Regions from separate parts of the Homo sapiens genome. Here region 1 is linked to region 2. A link is an interaction called in ENCODE POLR2A ChIA-PET data of the cell type or tissue named here. Cell type or tissue: A673. All regions are shown on one strand. Links, peaks and the distances in the headings refer to the core of each region. The heading gives the core; the rest is flanking DNA.

Region 1 (15,529 bases), core at 4,931-8,930, 200 kb after region 2:
CTGTAGAGACATCCAGAATTACATTAATTTAATGTAATGAATTAAATTAATTAATTAACTTTTTGCATTCTATCCATTCAGTTCCACACCCAGAACTACATTAATTCAATGTAATTAATTATATTAATTTTTGCATTCTATCTATTAATTAAAGAAATTACATTAACATGGGCTAGAAGGAGGTTGCAAAAGAATATGACCCTACAAGCAATATAAAATTTATTTTACAACATGAAAGATATTAAGAGATACATGGTAGACATTCAAACAATTTGCTGCTTTAAATCACAGTATCACATGCAGCAGGCATTAAGGACTTCACATGAGGATAATAATGCCAAGGGGTAGTCTCAGATGCTGTGGGAACTTGTCCATACTTGAAGTTAATTGAGAAACACTTCCTGGTTTCACTAAGCCAAAAGGATAACCTTCATGGACCAAATTCCCACTGCATCCCCTCCTGTGAGTTGTGGTCAAGTTTCCAAAAGACCACTGTGAACAGTTCCCTAGGTGGGTAACAACATTGTTTAAGTTAATTTATAAAATTGATTCACTAGGATGGCCCTGAGAATAAAGGGTCATAAGGCAGGTAATTCTTACCCTGTTTAAGGGAAGGCAGAGGTTTATAAGAAGTCTGATGAAAGGAGTGTTGTCAGGAAAGGTAATTCAATTTGGAATGAATTCCTTTGAAAGAGAGAACAGTATTTCTGTCCCTGCAGGAAAACCAATGACTATTAAAAGTGGATTTGTTTTCATGAATCCAGGTGTTTTAAATGACTTCTACCACCTGCACTTCCCTCTACATTTTACTAGATAATATGTATCATTTAACATACTGTTCTAAAACGTATTTTATTTGGCACTATGAAAGGATTTAGTGATAGATGCCCTTATAATGAATAACATTTGAATTATTTCTATTACTAAGTACAGTAACAACAATCACACAATAAACTTGGGTGTAATGCACACCATGTGCCAAAACATTCTAAAGACTTAACAGTACATATAATGATGGAAAAGAAATGAATGGATAGAATGCAAAAAACTTTGAAATTAAAAGGTCAAATACCATATAAGTTATCATTTGCTACCCCATAATTATATCTTTGAGCTTTGTCACATTATAAATTAAATATACCTTTCTATGTGTGATATATTTAAAAATTACATTTGTAAAACTACAATAATTTTAACAAATATAATTTAATTTAAAAAATAAACTTTTAGTTAATAAGAAAAACTAGACACCAAGATTAAAACAATGATTGTGTAGAATTGATGGTGATTTTTTTTCTTTTCTCTCTTTTTCAGATTTTCTATATGTGAATTTATATCTTTTCATGAAATAAGTGCATTTATGTATTTTTTTTAAAAAGCATTAATCATGTACCCTCCTTTCAGTTCCGTGGCTGATGATTCTTTTTCCATAATTCTCTGATCATAGATAAAATATTCTTCTTGAACATCTATTTAACGTGGCTGTGTTTAAACAACAATTTTATTTAAATCTCTTCCATGTCTCCTTGAAAGTGCAGCAATTTGCATAAAATAGCTTCTGAACGCCTCTTCCAAAAAGTTTTGATGATGTTCAAAGAATATGGAACTGAAAAAATTCCATTCGGAGGCCAGAAACATAACTTCACAGAGCCTTCAGGTATGACCACAGAAGGTAGACTGAGAAGCATGGAATCTGTTATACTTAGCATCAGAGAGTTGATAATGAGCAGTGGCACGACTGCTTCACATGATGCAGCTAGGCTTAATAGATTTCTCTGGACACCCAATACTCTGATCTAATCAATAACACACTTTACACAAAAGTGTCCCTTTTATTTCTTTGAGAATCAGTAAACATTTGTCTTATTCTAATAAGACTGTTCATAAGGCAGGAACTGGTTTCTTTCTTGGATCTTATCAGCAAAAGGCAGTTACCAGAGTAAATCGTTTTCTTTCTTGCTGAAGATGATAACTAATGGTGCATGAATCTCTGAAACATGTAATTTCCTGGATACTTGGTACATTTCTTTAAAAAAGATTTTGTCTGTGGTTTTCATTGCCTCTTTAAAAATTCTAACTTCACACTGGGAAGTTTTAAGATAAAAAAAAAAGAAAAGAAAAAAGAAAAATTTTAACTTGAAAACCATTTAGAAATTGACTAACCTTTTATCTCTGATGTTGACACTAACTTCTTTCAAAGTTTTACTTTGCCATTGTAAAGAAATCTAAAACCATCAATACTGTGAAAATATTTCCACAAATATAGTATTATGAACTACAGAGTAAATATATCCTTCATTTAACCTAAGGGCTTAAATTAAAAGCCACAAGAAATGGCTGATGAACAATATATTTACGCCATACTCTAACTTCTAGACAGGACTTTCTGTTTTTACTTTATTTATAATAAATATTCTTAGACCCAAATCTCCCCATTGGAAAAACTTATTTGAGAGCAAATAAAATCTAAATTCTATGCCAAAGAGAACAGAGAACTAGCTTTAAAGTTTGGGAACAATTTCCACAAATTGTAGATTTATTATTTAGATAAAAGGAACTCAGAGCATGAACAGTAATAGAGAAATGGTATACTGGAGAGTCTAAAACCTCTATTAGGAAAAAGTACATTTTGTTCCATTAAATGACACTAGAGGAAACTCAGGTAAAGGCAAACAGAGTAATTATTTGGGAAACACATGAAAAGGTTGCTTTGTATTCAAACAAAGAATGGGTCTATTCAGGAGAATAATTCACTGGCATGGTTTGCCATGCAGTAAATTTTCTTTTCATGGAGAAGCATAAAAGACACCCAAATATTATCAAGAGAGGAGTGCTGGAGGTCATTTAACTTGCTTCCAATGGACTTGGCTGAATATTAGGATTGTTCCTTCCAGATGAGATGAAGACATCATTTAAACAGCAAAATGGGACAACTCATAAGGCCTTTGTTCTGGCACTCCTTTTAGGGTAGACATAGAGAAAGGAAGCAGAGAATTGCATTAACCCCTTATTGAGAGGAATGAAGAGAATCCAGTATTTCTCTTCTACCTTTGAAGTTCTGTGTTTATGGTGTGTACTTAATCTAATAAGCACAATAATTGTAGGAGCCTCTGAGTTAAGAATCAAAGATCTTTCAGAAAACCAAGGACTTCAAACCTCTTTTAACCCATATATCATGATGCTGACCTAAGTGCTCATGGAAGAACATTAAAACAATAAAGTTATCATCTTTGTTCTAAAGAAGGTTTCAGGCATTTATAGATACAAAACACACAAAAGCTGTAAGGTTTGAAAATTTTCAAATAATTTTTGTTGAATGTTTATTATACTGCAGTTACTGTTTATTTAATTCTCACAACAGCCTATTATTGTTACAGCATACAAGTGAATTCAGATTCGCAGATTCACTGTGAATTCAGATTAGCAGATTCACTGGGTATGAGAGGTACTAAAGAGATGTAAAATAGATCGTACGCTGTAAGTGAAGGGCCAGAAAAAATCTAAAATAAGCAAGAAAGGAAAATAGTTCAATGTTAAAGACCCAAACAAAACGAATAAGCATGCCCAATGATTAAAATAATCTGAATATCTAGAGCAAAAATTGCCAGATCTCACATTCTTCCTCAGAATTCTTCTTGTTACCTCTGCAAAATTTCATCCTTCAAACTCAAAGCTCATTATCTTTGGACTCTGTGACACTCTTCTGATTCTCATATCACTTCTTGATTTTCCTGCATTTCCTCATTAACTCTCAGCTCATAATCATATAAAATCACTAAGACTCTTTTTATATTGTCATGAAGCTCAGGTATTTTCACAGATTGAACCATTTCCCTGTAGACAGCAATGCTCAACATGAACCATTCACATCCTTCTTCCAAAGCACAGACTCTTCTTGCCATCTGCGTCATGCCCATGCTCATGTGCATGGAGCCTGGTTCATTATCTTCCAAAATCAGCTTCCCCCACTTGATTTCTCTTTTCTTTTCTTTCCTTTCCTTTCCTCTTTTCCTTTTCCCTTTCCCTTTCCTTTCCTTTCCTTTCCTTTCCTTTCCTTTCCTCTCCTCTTTTCTCTTTTCTTTTCTTTTCTTTTCTTTTCTTTTATTTGCACCTCACTCTTGCCCAGGCTGGGATGCAGTAGCACGATCATGGCTCACTGTAGCCTCAACCTCCTGGGCTCAAGCCATCCTCCCATCTCACCCCTCCAAGTAGCTGGAATTACAGGCATGAGCCACTGTGCCTAGCCACACTTAATTTCTTTTTAGCTGCCAATGGTCTTGTTATTGTTTCAATTAACAAAGATACTGAAGCTCAGGGTTATTGCTGTTTCTTACCTCTATCTCATGTCCCCACAGAAAGACACCAAAATCTTATCCTTTCTTCTTTTATATCTTATGATTCTGTACCTTCCTTTCATCCTCACCACTTCCACCTGAATCCAGCATTTATTTCCTCATATTGGCATTTTTATAACATTCTTTGAAATATTCTTTTTGCCCTTCTCTTTAAAAGTGGCCAATACATCAAATGAAACCACCACTTTTGCCATGTTACAATCCTTTCCTGTCCCTGCTTATGGATGGGATAAGGCCTTCGGCCTGTTAGGTGTCTCCACAGCCTGGTTCCTTTATCTTTTTATCTCTCACTACTCCCCAACAGGCATCATCTTCTGGAGCTCACTGGCCCGAGGTGATACCATAGCCATGCCTATATTCCAGTGATTTAACCTCTACTGACCTTCAATAGGACTTAAACCAGCTTGGCCCTTAAACATCTACCACTATGTATTATTATTTAACTTTTCATATGTTTATATCTTGTATTCTCATCTAAATGTTGGATTCCTGTGGCTAAGAATGGGACTACATATTTTTTCCAATGGTCTACTGGAGACTCACTCAGCATTGTGCACAGCAAGGCATTTGAAAAATATCTGCTGAATAAGTGAATGAATGACCTACTGAGAGGCATCCAGAAGTGTAAACCCGGTGCGTTCCAGAACACATTGTTGTGGTAAAATGGCATTAGCCTCTGATTCTAGTGACAGGCAGCAGCTTTTCTGTTTGGCAATTGCTAAGTTACTTTTATGGGCCAAAAACTTCTCTCTTACTCTTCTGTGTGGTCAGTCATTGCAGCCCACAATTGAGAATACAGAGCACTTTTGAAAAAAAGAACAATCAAACACTGACATTTGTTATCTACCCGATCTGTGTGTAGTTTATAACTGTTTTATGCTTGTTCTGGCACAAACCTTTGGCAATGAGGCTCCCAGAAAGAATGAAAGGAGATAATGTAAATGAGGTCCTGTTCTGACACAAGACTTTGCCCAAGGCTCTTCTGGTTTATATTTCCCTCTTGGGTTCCAGTCACTTTGCCTTCTATAAATTACAGGATGTAATTGTGCTATCACTGCGAAACTGTGAAACACAGATTGAGTATCCCTTATCCAAAATGCTTGGGACCAGAAGTGTTTTGGATTTTAGATTTTTTTTCAAATTTTGGAATATTTGAATATATATAATAAGATATCTTGGGGATGGGACCCAAGTCTAAACACAAAATTCATCCATATTTCATATATACCTTATAGGCTGAAGGTAGTTGTATATAATATTTTAAATAATTTTGCAATTAGTCACATGAAGTCAGGTGTGGAATTTTCCACTTGTGGTGTCATGTTGGCCATTAAAAGTTTCAGATTTTGGAGCATTTCAGATTTTGGATTAGGAATGCTCAACCTATATCAACAATGACTATTTTTCCCTGCCTGCTTTTGAAACTAGCTCTTAGAAGAACTTGTTTCAAAAGGAAAAGGGAAAGCACCTTCTCATGCAGCGTAGCTATTTATTTTACTGATCATGGCTTAAACAGGCGATAGAAGAAACATTGCCTAAAGAGAAAATCTCAATTAGCCAACTTCTTCTGTTCTAGTCATTGTTTTTATACACACTAGACTAGATCACAGCCAGTGGGCTGGACTGAGGGAGTGAGGTTATTGGAATATAATGGTGATATTAAAACTTGAAGTTCAAATAAACACATCCAGGACTATGAGAGTTTTGTAAATTAAAACTGGCAGAAGATCACAGTTTGGCTTCACATGAATCTGAAATTTCTAAGACATTTTCCATTTTTTCCTCCTAGAGTTTGGAATCACCACTGTTCATGCAAACCAGAAACAGACCTGGCTATCTGACAAATCATTGGCTAGTCACTCTCTTTCAAGATGTCTAAAGATAGAGAAGCAACAGAGGGCTATATTGCTATTTTGTATTAAATAAAACCAACAGTTAAGGTTTTTTACTTTTATTTTTTGAGGAAGGGGTGACAGAAAAGTAGAAAAGCAAAGCATTGGGAAATGGAAAACACTTTGTTCAGCTCATCTAAAAATTGAAAAAAAAAAGGTATTGGTATAAATATAGTCTTTAAACCAAATTTAGCCCTGTTCAGCACACTGCTTTCACTGGTTTGCCAAAATTTATAATGGAAAGGGTGGTGTAGGCAGCAGTGGGGCTTCTGAAAACTTCTGTTCCCCTCAAGCTTCCAGGACAAGTGCCTCCTCCTCACAGTAAGCCTGCTCCAACTCAAGCAGTAGCAAAGTCCTGGGTCGATGCCAACCTAAAAATTGGGCATGGGGAGGAAGGAAGCATTAGGCAACTATGGTGGGGTAAGATAAGGGACTGAGGAAAGAAAATGTCATTACAAGTGGTGTGGTTGACACTGTGGGGACCAGGGTCAGTCTAAACAGGAGGTGTGGAAAAAGGAACAGCATGGAGAAACTTGAGAGCACAACGACACATTTCTGTTAGATGCTAAGGCAAAATGATGATTCCAGAGCATGGAGGTGCCCAGAAAGCAGCAGTGTGTGTGCAGGTACTTGGGAGAAGAAGGGAGAGGGAGACAGTTCTGGAAAGGGAAAAGGAATCTCTTTCCTAGTGTTTCTTTCTTTTTTTTTTTTTTTCATCTCATCTCAAGGCTTACATTTGAATATTTCTTTTCTTAAAGCTTCAGAAGCAGTCATTGAGTATTCATCTGTATGAAGGGAAAAGAGAACTGTGCTAAGAGCTATTCCTTTACTAATAATTTTTTTAAACCTGAGCAATTGGCTGGGCATGGTGGCTCACACCTGTAATCCCAGCACTTTGGGAGGCTGAGGCAGTGGATCATGAGGTCAGGAGTTTGAGACCAGCCTGCCCAACATAGTGAAACCCCATCTCTACTAAAAATAATAATTAAAAAAAAAATAGCTGGGCATGGTGGTGCACACCTGTAATCCCAGCTACTCTGGAGGCTGAGGCAGGAGAACTGCTTAAACGTGGGAGGCAGAGGTTGCTGTGAGCCAAGATCGCACCACTGCACTTCAGCCTGGGTGACAGAGTGAGACTCCATCGCGGGGGAAAAAATAAAACAAAACAAAAATCCTAAGCAATTACCCTCACACCTTATGCAGTACATTTGTTCTTCATCAATATCTAATTCCCTTGTTCTCTCCTTCATGCATTTCACATGGTGGTATAGTTCAGCAAATCAAAATTTTTAGGACAGAATGATATTTACAAAGTGTACATAAAAACTTGAGTAGCACATATAAGTAACTTAAAGAGGCAAAATTAATGTTCCATTTCTTTCACAGTTCTTTAAAATGCATAGTTACCTCCAGGGTTGTATATTTACTTCATTCTATTGATAAAAAGTAAATGTCAAAATTTTAAACTTGAAATATCAGAAGATATATTCAGTGATGACTTCCAAAATATTTAAAATTAGGTCATATTTTTCTTAGTTTAGCTCTAGGTAGTTTTCTTAAATTCTTTAGTATTTTTTCATTGAATCCACATGGACAGTATCAACTTATTCTTTGATTTAAAAAAAAGGAGGAAAAAAAACACAGACTTTCCCCCTTAGCTTAATGTTTTGAAAAAATGCATTAGATACTTTCATAAAGGTTATGAGAAGAGCCTTAATTTGACATTTTTGTTCAAGTAATTGCAATTGCATATTTCAGAATACTATATTACAAGGTATCTTCTAATGAGCAGTTTGTTCTATTCCTACCTAAGAGTCAAACAGGAAAAAAAAAGTCTGTAACCTCTTGGTTACAGATTTTCAAAGTCCAAAACTAGTCTTACCAAAGAAGATTTTAAGAACAGTCATGTATTTGATAAATTTTATTTTACACTTTAGAAAAAGTCATTGCCTAAAAGATATAACATACTTTGCTCTTTTAATTTTCTTCTAAGCTCTTCTAATCATTTGCTATTTAAAAGTTGTTACTCATACATGCATTATTCATTCTGTTTAAGAAAAAGAGAAACTAAGGCAGAACTGAACATTTCCTGAGGAGCACTGATGATGACAAGCCATAATCTGAGGACTAACTAAATCTATATGGCCAACTTCAATTGTCCTCCCAATCCCCAAGAAATTCTTGTAAACATCATTAGTCTCTCCCTTCTTGTACACACAACAGTTTCATAGTTTTCCCCCAGGTATGCTGTCCCATTCCTGCTATCTTCTCTCAACTGATGTCAATATCCACAAAGAAAACAGAGATTACTATATACGAATCCTCTCAACATCCCCCCCATCTATCTACAAATAGTCTAATATCCAATCCTGGTTCCTTTCCATATCCTCTGAGACTGGCCCCATCATTTATGCCATCTGTGCACATGTAAGTATACTAATGTGATGAAAAGATTAAAAACTCTGTCTCTACCATCATTATGCTTTTAAAAGAGTCTATAACCATGGCCTCAGTTTTCTTGCCCATCAGTCTTTACTACGGTATGGTTTTTGCCCTAGTCACTATTAAAATTTCTCATAAAAGGTTACTGATGATTTCCAAGTTGCTAAGTCCAATGAGCCCTTTCCCATCTCTATCTCTCCTGTCTTCTATGAAATTTTTTAATGACAAGTAACTTCTCCTTCTCTTCTTTTTTGATGTATACATAGCAACTCTCTCTGAGTTTTCCTTCTCCTTCTCCAATCACTTTCTCTAGTCACCTTCACATGCTCTTCTCTCTATAATTGCACCTCAAAAAAAAAGTTCTGAATGTGGGTCTATGCGTCCTTAGAGAATGCATAGCTTCGATGTTCATATGCATATGAATATTTTTCTGGGGGGGAGCAGATTCTAGCTTTCATCACATTGTCAAAAGAATCTATGACTCAAAAAAGTTAAGAACCATTGTCTTAAATGTTGATGTTCCCAGGAAACAACTACTAGTCTGCTCTTCTGGCTTATGCTCTCATTTTGGGGGCATCTTATCTATTTCCATGACTTCAAATTACACCTACATTTCATTAGCCTCCAAGATTTTTATCTCCAGTTTTCACCCTTCTCCTAATCTCTAGATTCATATTGACAACTGTCAACTAGATTTCTCCCTTTGGACTTAACATTGGAAAGATAATGGACAAACTCATTATCTTCCCAATGAGGCTGTTCATTTGTATTCCTTAGGAAAGCATAATATACCTATTACCCAAGACATAAACTTGGCAGTTTTTCTTAGACTCCAAACTTCTTTCTTACCAACTACCTCCACAAATTCTCATTGATTTCTCAGCTTTATTCCTGTCTTTTCCTTCCCAATATTATGACCAAAATTCAGACATTTCTCCCTCATGCTCCTAACCTACCTCCCTGGTAACTCATGCGCTCCAGATTTATTCCCTCAATCGGCACCATCATCCAATTTTTCTTCTTAAATGCCAACTGGAATATATCACTGCTCCTACTTAACACCCTTAATGGTTTCTTATTACAATGAAGACTTTGGCTAGCTACAACTTTCTCTCTAGCTCTGCCCACCAGCCTCTTCTCCCACATCCTGCCTCACAGGTCTTTGATCTGGCCATATCAAGCTTCAAGTTAACTTAGCCACCAGCCTCTGTCATGAATCTTATTTCATACTCTATGCCTGGAGTATCCACTCCCTGCACTTGCCCACCAAGCAGACTTTGACTTACCTCTCCAAGCTTGGATGAAATGTCATCTCTTCAGTTAAACTGCCCTTGCTACAGATGCTTCTTTCCTGTCCCCTTCCTCATCTTTATACTATTGTACTTACGGTAAAAATCTATTTTCTTGTCTCTTCCCCCTGGCCCCTACCCCAATTAAACTCTCCTCATTGGAAGGGATTTTTTCTCTTCTTATTTGAATCTGCAGTGACTAATCTATTTTTTGTGGCTGAAAAACTGTTTCTAAAAAATGAATGCAAACTTTAAGTTAGTATAGTCTAAAAAAATAGGTAACTCACCTTTTACCATGTCCATTTAAGGTATGAAATTTCTGACTTTCAATGAAACAGAAGTTCAAGTATACTTGCAAAGCCTTGGCTGAGAGAGGTAGACATTTGGGTCCCAGTCAACAGTCAGCGGGAGATGGGAAAAGGGGCCAACAAGGGAGACTAAGCTGGTCCAGAGCTGGCTCTTGAAGGGAGAGAGCCAACAGTCCAAATAACAATGGCCACGAGGCTGGGGAGAATGTGGGTGAAGTCTGGGCTAGAGTGAGACCTGCTTGGCTTGAATTCTAACTCTACTATTTACTAGCTGGCCTTGGGTACAGGCTTAGCCTTACATTCATTCAACATATATGTATGGAGTGTGCCAGGCATAAGGCATTGTGTGTGCCTGAGATGCCAAGCTGAGTCAAAACAGACCTAGTATTTGTCCTTATGGAGCTTGCAGGCTGGAAGGGAGCTGATCATTAATCAAGTAAGTAAAAAATCGAGACTGTGATAAAGGGCTTCAGAGAAGTACATGGGGTTCTTTGAGAATGTGTGCTTTGGCTTAACTTGGGGGTCAGGAACAGCTTGCTTGAGAAAGGATGGCAGAACTGAGATCTGCTCAGTGAGCAGAGGTTAAACAGGTGAAGGAGGGGCAGCTTTTTAAGCAGAGGAAAGATCAGTTGCGTAAGCTCTGGGAGGACTCTGGCAAGCTTGAGGAACCCAAGGAAGCCAGTGTCTACTTTGCAGTGCTGTTGTGAGGATCAAATAATGCATGTAAAGTAGGTGAAAATGTTGGCACATTGTAAGCATTCAACAAATGCTAGTTACTATACACAGGATCAATATAAAGTCCTTTATTGGTGCAGTGTGGTAGCAGGAGTCCCTTGACAGTGGCAGTACCCATAGAAAAAAGCAGCTTGGAGATTCCTGGGTGATGGGAGCTGGAGGGGTGTGATCAACAGAGGGTCTCTGTAATGCATTGTGGGTATAGGGAGTAAGGTTCAGAATGAAAGCAGGGGCTGTGAAAATAGTCCAAAACAACCTTCCTTTTCTAGTTCAAGTTAGCACATATAGGCAAAATTGGAATTATCTTATTTCTTTAACTTTAAAATGTCTTATCAAACTATTAATTTGCAGGAAATTTAAAGGATAGCGGAATAAGTTAAACTACACCACAAAGATGTAATCAGTAAAATCCAGACTATAGAAAACTCTACAGGGCAAAAACCTAGTTTCTTTAATAAAAATTTTAAGGAATGAAAAAAAGAAAGACATAGAGAGGAAATCCCATGTATTTCCTAGTATTATGCAAGACAAGTATTTTATATATTATATATATATATTCCATATATAATATATATTATACATTATATATATTATTCCCAGTATTATACAAGGAAATCTCCATGTATTTCCCAGTATTATACAAGGCAAAACAACAGAAGAAGTCTTATTCCCTATCTTTGAGAATCTCTGATAATAATACTATTTGCCTGAACTTAGCTAATAAGAGTATCTGCTTCTGTTTAAATTAAATTCAATATTGTATCCTATATAACCAATTTCCTGTATTACAGTTTGAATAAAAAGAAATCACAGACTAGGTAAAATGGTATTGTGATTAAATTCTACTGTGTTTATATTTCCAAAAGCAAGTTTGATTTTCATAGGTCTTGCCTTTTACCCCAGGAATCCATTTCAATGAATAGCTCTGATCAAAGGTTTAAAAGTAAATTAATTCTAATTAATTAAGAACAAAATCTTTTCCAAATTGAGATACACACAGAAGAGCAAATCATTATATCTGGCTGATCTTTCTGTGTTCATGCCTTCTTTTATTCATTCACCCAGTAAATATTTACTGAGTAGTTTCCATGTGCCAGGTTCTGCTCTAGGCACTAGGGATGCAGCAGTCAGCAAAAGAAGTAAAAACTCTTGGCCCTCATGGAGCCTACTTCTGATATGAGAAAGAGGAGGAGACACATAATTTTTAAAGAAATATTTAAATGAACATATATCAAGTAATGACAGGCACTATGTGGAAGACTTCAGTGGAGAAAGATGGTAGAGAATAAAATGTGGAACATATGTACCATGGAATACTATGCAGCCATAAAAAAGAATGAGTTCATGTCCTTTGCAGGGACATGGATGAAGTTGGAAACCATCATTCTCAGCAAACTAACACAGGAACAGGAAACCAAACACCACATGTTCTCACTTATAAGTGGGAGTTGAACAGCAAGAACACACGGACACAGGGAGGGGAACATCACACACCGGGGCTTGTCAGGGGGTGGGGGGCTAGGGGAAGGATAGCATTAGAGAAACATAATGTAGATGACGGGTTGATGGGTGCAGCAAACCACCATGGCATGTGTATACCTATGTAACAAGCCTGCAAGTTCTCCACATGTATCCCAGAACATACATATATATATGTGTATATATATATGTATATATATACACATGTATATGTGTGTGTGTGTATATATATGTGTGTATATATATGTGTGTATATATATATATATGCATGGTATGCGATTGCTGTTTCTGAGAGGACAGACTCGGAAGACTGCTGGGCTGGGATGTTTTACTAGAGACTGGAATAAAGTGAGAGAGCAAGCTATGCAGATATCTGGGGGAAGAGCAGAGGGAATGCTTAGTGCCAAGTCCTTCAGGTGGCAGTGTACCTGGCACATTCATAAAAATAGCGAAGAGGCCAGTGTGGCTGTATCAGAGTGGATGGGTACCATGGTTATGAGCATGCAGCTCATGGGGAAGCAATGCCTTAACCCAAGGAAAGCTGTCTGGAGATCCCAGAGGAGGAACCCGAGACAGAGCCCATAATAACAAGATCAGTTTTAAACATCCTCTGGGGCCAGAGGAAACTCTGTAGGTGACATCAACTCCTGTCTGCCTCTTACCTCTGATCTCTCTTGTCCATGACCCCTCTCCTGGAGGAGCTAGACCCTACTGAGAAGGGTCAACCATGTTGCAACCAACCAAGCTGCAGCTAAGGGAAAGGAGAATATTAACTTTAAATAAGGATCATAATTTTAACTACCACACAGAAGAGGAGATTTTAATTACTGGCATGAGAATAATCTTAGCACTAAAGTAATCAGAGAACATTTTATTATGTCAGGTTGACTACAGAAATCTCAGGATCTGCCTGAGCATCCATCCAAAGACCTAAAGAGAAAGTAGCCTAGTGGTAGGTTTGCAGGGGCTGCTGTGAGAAAGAGTAAAGATCGCTCTGTGTGATTACACATGATGGCATTTTGCTTCTTTGGTGCAATAATTCATGTAAGGATGTTAAGAGTAAAAGAGCGGCAGCAGATTTGCCATTTGTAACGTTAGCCAAACTCATAGTCTGTTTTTTTTGTTTGTTTTTTGCCTGCTTAACACATGCCAGAATATTAGGACACACCTGAGCCCTCCTTCATTACTTTTTACTTATATTAAGTTATACCTTAGCTTTTTAATTTCTAAAAATTGTTTTCTCCAAATTTTGAGTACTTGTAATTCCTGTTCCTAGATGTATACCTATTTAATGGTAATCACTCTCTTCTGAAAGCACAGCAAATGACAGTATTTTACAGTCAAAATAAATGGTTATAAAACAAATGAAAGCAGACACTATAGTTAGTCAAGCTGATTCATTAAAAAAATACATACACACACACAGACACATTAAAGTTGAATCAACTGTCATCTTTTAGTGATGACTGTTGATCTGATGTGATGAGAGAAAGTTCCCGCATGTGGATAGGTGGATTCGGTTCCCGGATGGTCTGGAACATCGTTAACTCATACAGACTGATTCTGGCCCCAGTTCAAACTTCTAAGCCTTTGTTCTTGAGGCTCAGAGGATGGCTTTGAAGTTCAGGATAAAGCTCTTCTAACACACCATTACCAAAGAATAACCTTTTGATTATGATCTCATGAAAGTATAATCAATAACTTACATAAGTTAAAACCATGGCAAACAGTGACGGTTCTGTAATTGGACCTTTATGAATTCCATATGTTACAGTCTCGGCATTAGCTAACAGTCCTGCATAATACACATATCTCTTCCCCAAACATAGCCGCTGAACTTTCTTAAAAGGCTATGAAACTTTTCACAGCTACTGTCAGCCTTGAACTATTCAAACCCCTAAGCATGGGTGTAGTACCTAAAGGGGAGGATTTTTGGAAAGTCTGAAAGGACAAATATTTCTCCCAGATCCAATAAACACTCATTTGCGGAAAGCAATTTAATCAAAGACAGTAACTTTTTACCTAATTGCATGGCTTGTGTACTTTGAAAAATATATCGGGGGGAAAATACTTTTCCGACAAATCATTGTTAAAATATAAGTGAAAATATATTCATTTAGCAAAGACATGCTCTCATGTGAAGATCCCAAATGCCTGGGAAGCCATTATGTCATTAACCACATTATCTAGGGTTTATATTTGTTTCCTCTTTCTCATTAAATGAAATTGCATTATTAGCAAATTAGAAATGTGGGTGTTTAGTGTAGCTTGATTGCCTTCGCTTTGGGAGGAAGGGAAGTAAGCATGAAAAAAACAAAACCAACAGAATTTTCTGATCTATCTAAGGGGGCAACAAAGAAGTCTGAATTGAAGGAGCACTTAATGACAGAATAAAAGATATCCAAGGAAAGATTAGTCCCATCTTTTTGTACTAAACATGAGATCTTTAAAGACAGATGAGTATATAAAACCAAATGCAATAAATAAAGAGGGCACACATCAAAGGAGTTATTTTTGTGTCTTGGCTTCTTCTTTCCCAATAACTATTACTAACTTCCCTCCCACTCCCCACTCCATCGTCACCTTAGTGAGTTTTGTTACCTGTTATCATGGATTCTCCTCCTCCTCCTCCTTCCTCTTCTTCTTATTTATTTATTTATTTATTTATTTATTTATTTATTTATTTATTTATTTTGACAAGGTCTCTCTCTGTCACCCGGGCTAAAGTGCAGTGGTGCAATTTTGACTCACTGCAGCCTCCATCTCCTGGGCTCAAGCCATCCTCTCACCTCAACCTCTGCAGTGGCTGGGACTACAGGTGCATGCCACCACATCAGACTAATTTTTGTATTTTTTTTTTTTTGTAGAGGCAGGGTCTTACTATGTTGCCCAAGCTGGTCTTGAACTCCTGGGCTCAAGCAATCCTCCTGCCTCAGGCCCCCCAAAGTACTAGGATTACAGGTGTGAGCCACTAGTGCCCAGCTTGAATTTTTCTTTATTTTGGAACATATTTGAAAGTTGCCAAAGCC
Region 2 (15,529 bases), core at 7,143-11,142:
GTCAAATAATTGGGGAGGTGGCAGGAATGTGGTGAAGAGGAGACAGTTATCAACATTTTTAGTTGATACTGGGGTATGACCAGTGGTAAATGACAACAGTAGAGAAGGGTGGAAATTAGTTCAGCCAGATGACATGGACATCAAGGAAGAAGGAAACTCGCACACAGAGGGAGAGGCCTTCTCCCTACAATTTCTGTCTGCAGCTGCCATCCTGGGACCATGTGTGTTGAATGCTGCATTGGAAATAGGAGTCTGGTCATAGCCGCAGGTGGTCAATGATAATGCCATCGACAGTGCCTTCTAGGAGAACAAAGCTTTTTTGTTCGTTTGTTTTGAGAAGGAGTCTCACTGTATTGCCCAGGCTGGAATGCAGTGGCGCAATGTCAGCTCACTGCAACCTTCACCTTCCGGGTTCAAGCAATCTCCTGCCTCAGCCTCCCAAGTAGCTGGGACTACAGGCATGCACCATCACACCTGGCTAATTTTTGTATTTTTAGTAGAGACAGGGTTTCACCATGTTGGCCAGGCTGGTCTCGAACTCCTGGCCTCAAGTGATCCTCCTGCCTTGGCCTCCCAAAATGCTGGAATTACAGGCATGAACCACGGCACCTAGCTGAGGACAAAGCTTTTGGTGCTTTTCAGTTTTCAATTGGCTTTCGAAGTCCATTGAGGACACAGGAGTGGTTTTTCACCTGTAGGGCTAGATGCTGGATAGCTGTGATTTCACTGCATTCTCACTACCTTTTTATCACTTCTGTCATTCTGCTGGATCTCACTTCATAATATGCAGTGTGTTCTTTTCCTACCTCTCAGAGGCTGACAGATGATAATCCATATGGTCATAGTGTTTGTTGTATTATTTTTTTTAAATCTGCAAAGATTTTTCTAAGTACAGTAACTCAGAGGTTGCTACTCAGAGCCAAGAGCTCTCTGTAAAAAAAAAAATTAGGGAGTCCAGGCTCTGATTAGGAATGAGGGGTCAGATGTTCCTTTTTGTATCATCACCCTGTGGTCCCTTCCTCTTTAAAGAAGAGCGCATTGGTATTCCAGGCTCTTCGGTTGAATTCAGTTTCTGCTGTCTTCAGTCACATGACTCTGCCCCTCCCTGGGGAACACATGGGAAGGGATGTGGTAGACGGGGCTGGGAGGACCTCTAAGTGATTTCTGTTCCAAGATGGATGTGTTTCTTTGTGGTACACTTCATACTACCTTTCAACATTTCTTTCAGACAAAGGGCCAGTGACCAGCATTCTCCCGTCTCAGGTAAACAGTTCTCCAGTTATAAACCACCTTCTTTTAGGAAAGAAGATGAAAATGACTAACAGAGCTGCCAAGAATGCTGTCATCCACATCCCTGGTCACACAGGAGGGAAAATATCTCCTGTCCCCTACGAAGACCTTAAGACGAAGCTCAACTCCCCGTGGCGAACTCACATCCGAGTCCACAAAAAGAACATGCCAAGGACCAAGAGTCATCCGGGCTGTGGGGACACCGTAGGGCTGATAGATGAGCAGAACGAGGCCAGCAAGACCAATGGGCTGGGGGCAGCAGAGGCATTCCCCTCTGGTTGTACAGCGACAGCTGGGAGAGAAGGCAGCAGCCCTGAAGGCAGTACCAGGAGGACGATCGAGGGGCAGTCTCCGGAGCCGGTGTTCGGAGATGCTGATGTGGATGTGTCTGCAGTTCAGGCGAAGTTGGGAGCCCTGGAACTGAACCAGAGGGATGCTGCAGCTGAAACTGAGCTCAGGGTGCACCCACCCTGCCAGCGGCACTGCCCAGAGCCGCCGAGTGCACCCGAAGAAAACAAAGCCACCAGCAAAGCTCCCCAAGGCAGCAACTCAAAAACCCCCATCTTTAGCCCTTTTCCCAGCGTCAAGCCCCTGCGGAAATCTGCTACTGCCAGGAACTTGGGATTATATGGCCCTACAGAAAGAACCCCAACTGTGCACTTTCCTCAAATGAGTAGGAGCTTCAGCAAACCCGGCGGTGGAAACAGTGGCACTAAAAAACGATGATGTCTCCCCGAAACTTTGTATCTGGACTCACCTTTTCACAGTAGTATAAGGGTTGCAGCTGAATGGCTCTAAAAGAGTTTTATTTGTCCAGTGAAAATGAATAGGTTCAGGGATGAGCAACAGCCCATAAAAAATGGGAACTGGAAGTTTTATAATAGGAGTTAGAACAGGGCTGTTTTCCCAGCTACTTGCTAACTGACGAAGTGGATTCTTGTGGCAAAATAAATATTGTGGTTTTATAGTGTGAAGTTTTCCCAATTTTTCATTGTGAGCTGTTTAAAAAAGACTATATCTAGATTGTTAACTCTCGTCCATCCTTCTGTTCTGGGGGCCTTCAGAGTCCCTGTGACAGCACCCCCAAACCTTCCAGTTCTCTGGGTGTTACTAATACTCAAGCATGCACATACCAGCTTGCTAGGACAGAAACTGTAAAAAGAAAGTAAGTTTCTTCGTTACAAAAAACTTCCTGATTTTCCTTTTCATGCTTTACGGAGGGGATTGTGTCGTGTGAGATTTCCCACAGTACCAGTTTCAAATTTTTTTTTTATTCTTATGCTAAATCATAGGAGAAAAATCTAGATAGCCTTTCTTTAACTGTCTATTTCTACCTGCAAAATGAAGAAAACCTTTCATCTGTTGAAATTTCAATCGATAACCCAGCTGAAGATCTTATGCACAGGACACACTTGGCATATGCTTTACGCAGTTGCTCCGGACAGCTTGCTCGCGCCACTGAGCTTTTCCTGAGGTTTGTGTTCGCCTCTCAAGGAGAGCTTTGATCCTCAGTGGTACGGATGACTTGATGGGCTCCATGCGGAGCCTGGCCTGCATCCCCCACCACACAGCTCACTCACCCACCAGCTCTAGACTGCAGACGCACAAGGCCTCTGCTCAGAAGCCAGAACACAGCACCTGTGACTCTGTTACTTGAATTTTGTGCTTTTTGATTGGAGTCCTTTGTTGAGTACTTTGTTAATTGAACACTGCCTTTCTCTGGAGAAGGCCCCAGTGCTTTCTAGCTCCCTCTCACTCCTGCCCTTTCTAGCTCTCTCTCACCCAGCGGGTCAGGGATAGCACCTCTTGTCTCCACTATGCAGATGGGAACTCTGAGCCACACAGAGGTGAAGTAGCACTTCAGTTACTCAAGGTCAGTACTCTCGGTATTCCAAGTGACTTAGCCACATTTCCTTCAGTGCAATAGGTGGGTTTAATGCTCTTTGTACACAGATGTATTGGCTACATAGCGTGTAAAAACCAAGACTGGGAAGCCATTCACTAAAATCCCTCCTGACTCAAAGGACCTGTCTCCAGATGGTACAGAGTCCCTTGATGGCATTTTACAAAACCAGCTCTGACTTCCTTATCCTGAACAGGGAGTTTATTTTAAAAATGCTTCATGCACCTGTTATTTGGCTGAACAGAAGGCTCACTCCTCAATCCCCTTCTCCTCGCCATCATTAGAGGAATAGACTCAGCCTTCATGTTTGTCTCTGGAAGACGATTGGCGATACTTGCAGGAATATTGTTGATGCAGCCAATATTAATTTGAGCTAATGGATTGTTAATTCTGAAACGAAAACTGTAACTGTAGAGCAGGCTTTTACTATGAGAGGTACTACTTTTTATAATAGAGAATGTGGTTGTGTGGGCTTTTTTTGAACAGAAAACACAACAATGACCTATACCGTGAGAAAAGCCATTTTATCTTCTTCGTGGTATTTTTACCCCCAAAGGAACTGAAGATGGAAAATATGACTAATAAGTTATTGCAGTTTTGGTCTTGAATTCTGTGCCATCTGAAGTTAGCATCCAGCTTCTTAAAAAGCAGCCACGCCTACAGCCTGTTTTTTGGGAAGGCTGTAGGTGGAGAGATGGGCTTATTTTGCATACCACCCTCAGGGCCCAGAGACCCACTGCATTTTCCAAAGTTAAGCAAATGACACCATTTTCTTCCATCAGCTAAACTTTACAGATAATAGTGTTTCCACCTCATATCCTTTTCTTTGCCCCTTCTCAAATGAGTCAGAATAGTCATGTTCCCCTTGAGGGATGTCTGACTTGAATGGAGAATTGTTCTTTCCTCTCTTGAATCAGCTCACTAGCTCCCTGATGGTCTGGGTTCAAGGAAATGGTTAATGAGGTAGAGGCCACTTATACAAGTCCTTGGGATTGTACCATTGCTGTCCACAAACTTAGTATCAACAACACATGCTGTGCCCTGTGAACACTCTCCTCTCACCTATTTCCAGGGTTGGTCTTCCTGAGAAGGGGATGGATGAGGTAACACACAGTTTGGGATACGTATCTGTTGAATGAATGAATAAGTGAAAGGATAATAGTCCTCTGAGGTAAAAATGGCCTTGTCAGAATTTTGAAAATCCAACAGATTCCTATTAAAGCACTCTGTGTACCAATAACATGCATGCATTGTACCAAGTAATCACAATGTGAATTGGTCAATTTATGAGCCTTGCCTACTTTAGAAAATAAAGAAACCTGCAGTAGCCTCTACCACACAGCATGTACAAAGACCAGTATGGACTTGCTATCTTCCCTATGTATTGGACACTGTATGCAAACACCAGAAGTACTTAACAAGTAGTGGTTTCTTGATTTTTAGATATGTCTGTAGCCTCTTAGCCCTTTTGCCGGGAATCAACTCATTCTGATGCCTCTGCACCTCAGTTCCTCTTACAAAAGCCTCCAGATGATCTAAATCTAGTTAGCAATGTCAGCCTGTGGACTGCAGCTGTTTGGGACATTGTATTCCTTTGTTTGTCTCTTGTTGTTCTGAAGGATTGTATTGATCACAAAGCTATATGCATAAAGATTCTCATTGTTGTAACTGTTCTGCCATTTTCTGAGTGCAAGCATGGAACACTGTTGTGACAGTCCCTTCTCCCTTCTTCCTTCTTCCTTCACCCCCAACCCCAGACCCCCCTTGGTCACATGAACCAGGGAAACAGCCCAATAAGCTCTATCTCCCCCAGTCTAATCGCTGGGTTGCAGGGTGGCCTGTGACCTGCCCAGCATTTGCAGACTCGCTGGTTCCTGAATATGAGTAAGCACAGAGTTTACCTAGAGAGTTTACCTAAAATTAACCTTTAGATCTACTATTTATTTTTGTCTTAATAAAATGAACAATAAATATAGTTTAGCTGCATGGCATTAAGGATTCTGTATGAATAGATGTATAGTTGCTGCCATCTCCCCATATAAAAACTCTCTTTACATCGTTTCTGAGCCACTTTCTTTGCTGTCTGCAGCATTTAAAATATATTATTTTTCCTAATTAGAAAAGTCACAGGTTTTAGAAAATTGGGAAAACAAAAAGAGCATAAAGAATCATCAATACTCTGATATAGATATAGATCTTTCCAGTACGTTTGTGTATGTGTGTACACGCCATTATCTACAAAAAAGTTATGTTGAACATGGTAGTTTAAGCTGTCTTTCTGGTAAATGCTCTTATACAATATGATTTTTAGTGACTAATATTCCCTAATGTGTTCATGCCAGAATTCACATAACCAGTACCTTGTCAAATAGGAGGTTTCTGATTAGATAGTAGTAGAGACAGTATCCTGTTACATGTATGTACATAGCCCGAATTATTTTCTTAGGATATGCGTATAGAAGTGGAGTTGAAGGGTCAGGAAATATGTCCATTTTTAAGATACATATATCTCCAAATTGCCATTCTTAAAGGTTGGAGTTATACAAGTAGTGAATGAGAATGCCTGCTTCTCTACATCCTGGAAGAGGCAGCAGTCTCTTTCCTTTTTTTTCCTTTCTATGACTTCTAGTGTGGAAGTGCCAACAGAAGTGTTTTAGAAGCAGTGATAATGAACACTCATAACACCCATACCTCATTCCTGACTTTTAAAAGAAGCATTAAGTAAGATGTTGAGGTTTCTGGTAGGTGCCTATTATTAGGTTAAGAAAATTCCCTTTTATTCTTTGCTTGCTAAGAGTTTTCTTCATCAACAGGTATTGAATTTCATAAAAAGAACTTTAATTGTATCTTTTGAGAAGGGAATAGTACTTGAGACTTGGTATCCTGAACTCAAAGAAATAGCCATTACTAGGTTTTGTCAAAGAATACCAGATATTTTAGAGTTGGAAGTTATGCAGTAAAAGCTTTATGTGCAAATGTTCATTGAAGTATTAAATGTACTAATGGAAACCTGAAAACAATATAAACATCTGGGAATAGGGGAGATGTTTGGATGAATTATGATTCATCCCCAGGATGGAAATGTGAAGGCCGGTGAGTATTTGGACCATTGAAGTGGGAGTTATCTGTTATCCACATCAGGCAGCTCAGAGTAAAGTCAGCAAGTCTACAGTCATAGAGCCACCAGGATACAGTGATGGATGGGAGGCCTTTGCTGGACAGTGGCTGAAGGCAGAACTGTTGGAGTGGTTCTTCCACAAAGGCAGCCAGTGCTCACCTGAATGGGGACTGGTACTGTAGGTATTGGGTCAGCTTTCATGCCGTTCCCTGCTGGCCATCTCCCAATGCTGAATGTCTGACTCAGTTCAGGCTGCTGTAACAAAGTACCATAGACTGAGGTGGCTTAAACACAGACATTTCTTTCTCACAGTTCTGGAGGCTGAGAAGTCAAAGATCAACGTGTCTGCAAATTTGGTATCTGGTGAGGAAGGGCCCTCTTCCTGGTTTGCAGATGGCTACCTTCTCACTGTGTCCTCACACAATGGAGAAAGGGAGTATGTTTTGGTCTCTTCCTCTTCTGATAAGGGCACTAACCTCATCATGAGGGTCCCATCCTCCTGGTGTCATCTAAACCTAATTACCTCCCAATGGCCCCGCCTTCAAATACCATCACGTTGAAGGTTGCTTCCTTCCTGGTCGTTTGCTCTGGTGAGACCAAATGACCTGCAAAGTGTCACTTGATTCCATTCTCTCCATCCCTTCCATCCCAGGCAATCTTTATCTAGCTACACCAACCTGTGCCCCAGGGGCTTCAAGAGTTGTTGTTGTTTTAACATTAAAAAACCAGAAAGTTCACTTGTTTCTTAGTGTTTACATCCTTGCTATAACAATTCTAGTTTTCCTTTAGGCAATGCTGATCACTGGGAAGGAGGTGGATCAATTCTCCTATGGGACCAACAGTTTTCTGGGAAGAAACTTCCTGATACCTCAGCCTAGGAATCTCCCTATCCCTGGAGAGTCCAGGAATCTATATTAAAACATGAAACAAAGCAAAAAATAAAAAAAAACCTCCTTAGTAATTGTTTTCTTTTTGAGACAGGGTCTCACTCTGTTGTCGAGGCTGGGGTGCAGTGGCACAATCTTGGCTCACTGCAGCCTCCGCCTCCCATGTTCAAGTGATTCTCCTGCCTCAGTCTCCCAAGTAGCTGGGACTACCAAGTGTGCACCACTATTCCCGGCTAATTTTTCTATTTTTAGTAGAGATGGGGTTTCATCATGTCCACCAGGCTGGTCTTGAACTCCTGGCCTCAAGCAATCCGCCCACCTTGGCCTCCCAAAGTGCTAGGATTACAGATGTGAGCCACTGTGCCTGGCCTTCCTTAGTAATTTGAACGTTGAACTAAGTTTAGCAACCACTGAACAAGTTAACTATAGCCATATATCACCTGATGACGGGGGTAACGATGGGGAAATTGTTAGGTAATTTCAACATTGTGCGAATATCACGGAGTGTGCTCACACAAACCTAGATGGTATAGCCTACTACACACCTGGGCTATATGGTGTAGCCTATTGCTCCTAGGCTACAAACCTGTATAGCAAGTTACTGTGCCGAACACTGCAGTCAGTTGTAACACAATGGTAATTGTGTATCTAAACATATTAGAAAAGGTACAGTAAAAATACAGTATTACAATCACACAGGACCACCATAGCACATGAGGTCCATCGTTGACTGAAACGTGGTGTGGCACATGACTGTATTGTAATGGTCTCCTAACTGGTCTCACTGCCATCCATTTTGGACCCTCCCCCTGCCCACCCCACCTCTCTGCTGCTTGGCTATACACTGCTGCCAGAATGATCTTTCTAAAATGAAAAACTAATTGGGCCATCCCTCTGGTCAAAATCTTTCTTCAATTTCTGGAGGGTAAAAGCTAAAATCCTTATCTTAGCATGATTTGACCCATGGTTAATTTTCCGTCTTATTTTCCCACAGCTTCCCCATTCATTACCTCGTGCAACCTATCCTCACCAGCACCATAATATCAACCATTGGTGGAGCTCCTTGAGCTCAGCACTATACTAGCTCCTTTGTGCTATCTCACTTATTCCTCCCAAGAGCTCTGTGAAGCTTACTGGCACTGTATTACAGATGATGAAGGTGAAGTGAGCAGTTACATCCTTGGCCAGTTGGAAGGAGGTGGATGAATTCCCCTATGTGATCAACAGTTTTCTGGGAGGAAACTTCCTGATACCTCAACCTAGGAATCTCTCTATCCCTGGAGAGTCCAGAAATCTATATTAAAATGTGAAACAAAGCAAAAAAACAAACAAACCTCCCTTAGTAATTTTTTTTTGTTTTTGAGACAGGGTCTTGCTCTGTCGCCCAGGCTGGAGTGCAGTAGCGCAATCTCAGCTCACTGCAACCTGCTCACTGCAACCTATTTAGCTGGCAAATAACATCTGGATCTATCTGACACCAGAGCCTGAGCTTTTCCTTTGCTACACTGTCTTATAACTTTGCCCATAACTCCAAGTTCCCTGAAGGCCCCCCACTCCGCTAATGCCCTCATACTGCTGTGTATTCATAAATCCTTGCTTCGAGCACCCTCCTTGCTTCAGTCTGCCTGGCAGATACCTACCTATCCTTTTGGTCTCATCGCACACATTAATGAGGTAAAATCCAATCTATGCCACTATATGATTTGGGGCAAGTTACTTAACATCTGAGACCTTCAATTTCCACATCTGTACAATGAGAATAATTTCAATCTCATAGGGTTTGTTGTGGACAATTGCCGTCTTTGCTGCCCAGAATTTACTATGCTTTGGCAACATTGCCTTAATTTTGCTTGGGGAGCCAGCCCTCCTCCACCTCTGCCCATGTACTTCCGGTGACAGTGATGGCCCTGGAGGGAGCACAGGGCCTGAGCTCAGACACTCAGCACTCTTCCTCCTCCTCACCATGGTGTCTGACCCATGGATGAGCCACAGGAAAAGAAGCTCAATTCCTAGGCTCTTGTTTTGAACTCTCACGTAAGCAGACTCACTCATTTCTACTGGATTTGGTCCTAAGTTGCTAAAGTTTGGGGAAAATTGGGTTACATATAGCTTATGTGATTAACTCCATAAATGAATATGCAACAGAATTTAACCTGGAAGGAAAAAGCCCAGGAGTTGTTGCTGGCAGCTCTCTTGTAACCATGAGGGGAGAGCTTGTTGGAGAAGAGTTAACACTCAGCAAGCAGAGCTGAGAAACAGAGAGAAAGCAGGCTGCTTTCAGGGCCTGTGAGCTCTGGATCAGGCCACGCCCAAAGCCAATTTGTCTCAGCTTATTTACTATATCAGCTAACATTCCAATTTTGGGGTTTAGCCAGTTTGGTCAGATTTTCTACCACTCATGTTGAAAAACTCTTAACTGAAACAGAGGTGTTGTGAAGATTACAGATTATAAGGGCAAAATGGTGGCTGTATCAGTGAACAGTAGTCAGGATTATTTTTTACTTTCCAGTGACTCAAACCTCTCCTAAACTGCTCTCTCAGTTTTGGCTCCGTCTTCCCATGATAATAATAGGTGGTGTAGAGAGGTGACAGAGTCAAGGAACATGGTTCTTGTTTTCTGAAGATGGTTCTTTCCTCAAGCCCTTTGAGTCTTCTTTGGTCTTATATTCTCATCACAGAAGGAGAGGTGATTGTCTTTCCCCAGTTTTGTCTACCATTCCGGTTCCATCTGCATTCCCGGAGGAGTCCTGTTGAGGGCAGAGTGACTGTGAGCAAAACAAGAAGAGCTGTGTCACCAAGTTCCATAAAATCTGGGAGCCCAAGCAGCATATTTGTGGGATTTGTCTGACAGAACGCAATGGAAACAGAGCGTGGCATTCGCTCCATCTCCCCCAGGTGAGCGGCAGCTTTCTCACGGGGGGTCGGGGGCGGGGGGGGGGGGGGGCTCTAGGGCATCTCTAATGGCGTCTGCGGGGAAGCAGCAGGGCTGGGTGAGAAAGTGGGTCTCACGGGACCTGCAGTGTTCAGCAGAGCCGTGGGAGTGCCTGCTGGGAGCATACTTGTTTGGGAACACATGAGAGGCACCCCCTGAAGATTTCAAGAAAACCGGATAGCATTAGGAGATATACCTAATATAAATGACGAGTTAATGGGTGCAGCACACCAACATGGCACATGTATACATATGTAACAAACCTGCACGTTGTGCACATGTACCCTAGAACTTAAAGTATAATAAAAAAAAATATATATATATACATATAAAAAGAAAACCTTGCCCAGTTAAGGGGATGGGAGGACTTTATAGGCCCTGTTTCAAAATATGTCTGTGAGAACGGTGTTGAGTCATTGTTGCTGCAGGGACCCTATCTGGACCAAGAAGTTGCTAAGGTCTGGGGAAGGTTGAGCTACATATAACGTATGTGATGAACTCCACAAATGTCTATGCAACAGAATTTAACAGATGGTGAAAAGTGTAAAGATTTTTGTTGCATGTATAGCTATGGAGCAGAATTTCTAGTACATTTGTCAAGTGTGAAACAAATTACAGAATCATGATATTATTTAATAAAAAGTGGTTATATCACAATAATAAACATTACTAATGGCAATCCTAGGCATCATGTAGCTCAATGATTTTCAAAGGTTTTTAAGGAGCAGAACATTATAAAATTATTGTTTAGACTTGTACTTTAAGTAGATAATATTTGCACAAGGTGAAAATTTAACATGTACGAAAAAGCACATAGGAAAACTAGGTCTCCCTCCACCCCTTGTCCCCTATCCACTCAAAGCTTCTACCCACAGGAAACCGATGTTACTCCTTTCTTTTGTATCCTTTCAGAGATGTTTTATGCATATTCAAGCACATTCTCACACACACACTTTCGTAAGCAGTAACACAATAACCTTCTGAACTTTCCTTTTTCACTATGTACCATGGAGATTGTTCCAGAACAGTGCAAGTAGAGCCACCTCGTTCTTTTTTACTGCTGCATAGATTTCCATTTCAGGTCTGTGCACAATACATTTATTCTCTAATCTATTATTAGATTATTTGTTTGCTTCCAATTTCATATCTATGGAATATGCATATCCTTGTACATATGATGTAATATTGCTAATAAGGAAGTTAGCTAAAGAATAAATTCTAAGACATGGAATTACTTGTCAACAATGCACATTTAAAATTTTGATACATGTTGCCAAATTGCTCTCCACAGATGTTCCATAAGTTTCTGCTTCCATCAGCAATGTAAGGAAGTGCCCAATTCCTCCTACCCCCACATTACTGAGAATCTTATCAAATTTTTTGATCTTTTCTGATTGGGTGAGTACTTAATGTATGTTTGAAAAATATGCATAAGGTTGACATATATTTAAAAGTTATTTATATGTCCTTTGTTCATAGGCTTTGCTCATTCTTGCTGTTTTTTTTCTTACTGGTTTTTTTTTTTTTTTTTTTGAGATGGAGTCTCACTCTGTTGCCCAGGCTGGAGTGCAGTGGTGCGATCTCGGCTCACTGCAAGCTCCGCCTCCCGGGTTCATGCCATTCTCCTGCCTCAGCCTCCCGTGTAGCTGGGACTACAGGTGCCCGCCACCACGCCTGGCTAATTTTTGTATTTTTTTTTTAGTAGAGATGGGGGTTTCACCATGTTAGCCAGGATGGTCTTGATCTCCTGACCTCGTGATCAGCCTGCCTCGGCCTCCCAGAGTGCTGGGATTAGAGGCATGAGCCACCACACCCAGCCTTTTTCTTACTGATTTGTGAGTTTTTTATGCGTTAAGAAAAACATCCTTGTCTGTAATCTGTGTCACAATATTTTTCTCATTTTGTCAATTATCTTTTGACTTTGTTCATGCTGATTTACTGACATGTATATAGATTTAAGGTCATTTTTATTTGGTCATATCTATTAATCTTTTCTATTATAGCTTCTGGGTTTTGTGTGATGTTTGGAAAGGCTCTCTCTACTTCTTTGTGGTTAAAGTTCTTTAATTTTTTCCTTCTACTAGTTTTATGGTTTCATTTTTTATGTTTAAATCTGACTCATTTGGAATTTACTTTTGTGTAAGTTGGGAACTAAGGTTCCATCTTAACATTTATTTTTTCCAAATAGTTACCTAGTGGTGCCGGCACCATTTATTAATCTTTCCCCTATTGATTAAAAATGCCACCTTTATAATCACATACTAAATCCCTGTATGTTTTAGGGTGAATATCTGGACTTTTGGAGTACAACTGAACCACTACCCTCATTCAGGTGGGGGCAGAGAGGCCAGAGCTCTGCACACTGGTTTCCTCTCTGGTTGCCAGCATTACCCCTGAAGTTGCTTTGGGGGAGATCTTGGGGTTCTGGGGAACAGAGTTTGGAAACTACCAGTCTGGACCACTCTTTTTTTTCACTGATGAAAATCTGTAGCTCGGTGTAATTAAGTGACTTAAAATAACATTCTGACATTGGCAAGTTGCCATATGTTCCCAATCCCCTAACCCCCACCATGTGCATGGAGTATATCATTGGTGTAGGAGGCTCACTGATATGAGAATCACAGGAGAGCCCACAGCTGCTGTTAGGGACTGCTATAGTGTCAGAAGGCCTCATCCATGTATTTGGGGGAAAGAATGTTCCAGAAAGAGGAAACAGCAAGTACAAAGTTTCTGAGCTACATATGTAGAGAGATATAGGTATAGGTATAGAAATAGTATAGATAATTTAGAAAGACAGAGATAGAGACAGACCTAGAGATTAGAATGTGCTTCAGCTAAGAATAGGACCATTTTTACTTAGCATGCTGTTCATAGTAATAAGTTGCTGTTATAATTTTCACAGCCAAAAATCCATACATGATGTTATTTGTATTGTTTATGTTGTTTTATATATTATTTTTATTTATGCTTATATTTTCACAGCCCTCCTAAATTGAGTGGAATGATTGCAAAGTGTTTCCAATAAATGAGGATACTCCACCCCTTACCCTCCAAAAGTCTTCTCTTCAATTTGGGTTTGGTGCCAGCAATTTAGTCTTGACTGATACAATAACATTTCAAATTTCTAGAAATAGTTGGGGGAGGGGAAGACTAGCCTGTGTTGTAGAGCTTTGAAGAGATAAAAATAGCTTTGCACCTGATGCCTCTCCCTGAGAAAGTAGTCAGCCCCAGAGAGTCCCAGTTCCACCTTCTTTTGAAATTATCTTAGAGGTAACCAATGGATCCCCTCCAGGAGGGACTGTCCATCCCCACCAGGTGCAGAGAATGAACCACTCCTTAAGTTTGCCTGGTAAATGGTTTGGAGTGTCACTGCTAGACATGGTGGCTGTGATGTCACTACTGTGTGTATCTTGAAAGGTCAATAAAGAATGAGTAAAACATTTGAAGAGGTTCTTATTCAACAACAATATTTGTTTAAAGGCTTGCCAAAAACACAAAACAAAGCCTTAAACCCCAAACCTTTAATAGTATAAAAATAACAAGGCTTAAGTCATAAACATTGGATTTCCAGAATTTAAAAAGATAATTTTTGAAAAAGGAATTACATCAAGAAAATTTTTTTTGAATTGACTGTCTTCTAAAACAAATTAAAAAAACAAAAACAAGAAAAGCAATTAAAAAAAACAGTTGCTAATGTTCAATCCGGAGAAATGGATGGATTCCAGTATTTTATTCACAAACAAGCTTCATCCAAATGGCAGAACAACAGGGGTCTGGCTTCTGCATGGCTCAGGCCTGAGTTTCTGAACCGGAGGGTATATGGTGAGGTTGGGATTAAGGGTTTTCCTGCCTCATTTAATTAGGGCCTAGTCACAGTTGCACCAGCAGTTGTTTTCACATCCAATTCTGTTGGCCTTATAGTCTGGGAAAATTCTCCCAACTCCAACAATGAACTGACTTGGAACTTGAGACTCTGCGGTGCTGATATTGACATCAGAAAATCTGGACACTGCTCCAGGGTTCTTTCATAAAGTCCGAGAGGTCATACTATTTTCATAGCAACATCAGGGCGTGATTTGCCTTTTTCACTCCCATTTTCTCACAAGTATACAAGGAGGTTTTCAGAGGCTGCATAATGTGTGATATCACAACAGCTTGAATGCAGGAGCAGATAGGAGAACCCAGCTGTCTTCTATTAAACCACATAGGAAAGAGATTTGCAAAAATGTAAAGCAATACTGCTCTTTCACCAAATATTTTTGTTTTGGAAAATGTGGTTATTTTTCATAGAATCTTATTTATGATAATGGATTTATTGTATTTTTAAAAGAATTAAAATATTTTGACTTTACTTATAATACACTAAATAAAAGATATCATGTATAAGCTCTTTAGGGTCCTCATAATTTTTGAGAGCTTATGTTAAGTTTAAATCTTGTCTAAAGAGGTTTAGAGACCATAAATTTTGAGAATTATGAGTCTATGGGATAGTGAAGGAAGATAAACACAAAATAACAATTAATATTTATTGAGTGCTTCCTGTTTGACAGGCACTGTGCTAAGAGCCTTACATGGATTGCCTCCTTTAATTCTCATAACCACCCCTCAGAGTAAATACCAGTGTTTCTTCTTTTATTTTTAAGAGACAGGGTCTCACTTTTCCACGCAGGCTGAAGTGCAGTGGCACAATCATAGCTCGGTGTAATCTTGAACTCCTGGGCTCAAGTGATCCTCCTGCCTTGGCCTCCCAAAATGCTGGGACTACAGGCGCGTGCCACCACGCCTGGCTTTAGTGTTCCTTCTTCTGCAATAGATGAGGAAACTGGAGCTTGGAGAGGATGTTACTTTCTCAAGGTCATAGAGCCAGAGAGTGGCAGAGGATGAAATTGAACCTGGGTGTGTGGCTGTAGCTCCCTTATTCTTAACCACTTGGTGACGGTCCTTCTAAAAGCCTGTCCCCCCAACCCCCAAACCACTGCACTAATGTGATGTAATGGAAGATTGTGATCTGGGAGGCAACGGGAGAGGATATTGTACTACAGACACTCAGAAAATCTTTCTCTCTCAGAGTCAGGGTTGGACTGGAACAACTGCTGGCCTCTCATGGTGTGTGCACACCACATGGGCAACTAGATCCTAAAATACAGTGACCCACACTGGTGTCCCTCCTCTTTTAAGTTGCTTTGGGAACAAAAGGGCCATGATTATTAAAAAGTCATAGTTTTGCAGGAAATGGAAGCCAAGACCCATTAACAGGGGTACAGCTAATGGGCATGGTGTATGAAAGAGGCAAGGGCCGCTTGGCATTGTTTTTCACTCTTAGATAAAGCCGGAAAGGACGTCAGAACAATGGCATGTTTTAGCCTAAAGAGAAAAAAAAGTATGTTTCTAATCTGAGG

Evidence for each region. ChIA-PET counts read pairs that join two places held together with the same protein. Peaks named below come from ENCODE experiments on the same cell type or tissue, not always from the same donor. Only the 100,000 strongest peaks of a DNase experiment are listed, where the experiment ranks them.
Region 1: POLR2A ChIA-PET joins it to region 2 with 13 read pairs; 2 of 35 experiments call an interaction of 5 or more read pairs at or near these places.

What each region holds. Positions count from the first base shown.
Region 1 is chr12:65,079,758-65,095,286 of GRCh38, forward strand. All of the region lies in intron 2 of WIF1 (Wnt inhibitory factor 1), which reads right to left. Among named protein-coding and RNA genes, the nearest start is that of WIF1, 34 kb to the right of the region's middle. In A673, for the core only: no CTCF peak of the experiment used is centred there; no DNase peak of the experiment used is centred there; H3K27me3 peaks cover 2,469 bases.
Region 2 is chr12:64,873,773-64,889,301 of GRCh38, forward strand. TBC1D30 (TBC1 domain family member 30) reads left to right here. Exons shown (of 12, transcript NM_015279.2): 12 at 1,229-7,261. The coding sequence ends at 2,016. LINC02389 (long intergenic non-protein coding RNA 2389) reads left to right here and starts at 10,002. Exons shown (of 3, transcript NR_033988.1): 1 at 10,002-10,093. RefSeq lists an enhancer at 15,081-15,529. In A673, for the core only: a CTCF peak has its summit at 9,953; no DNase peak of the experiment used is centred there.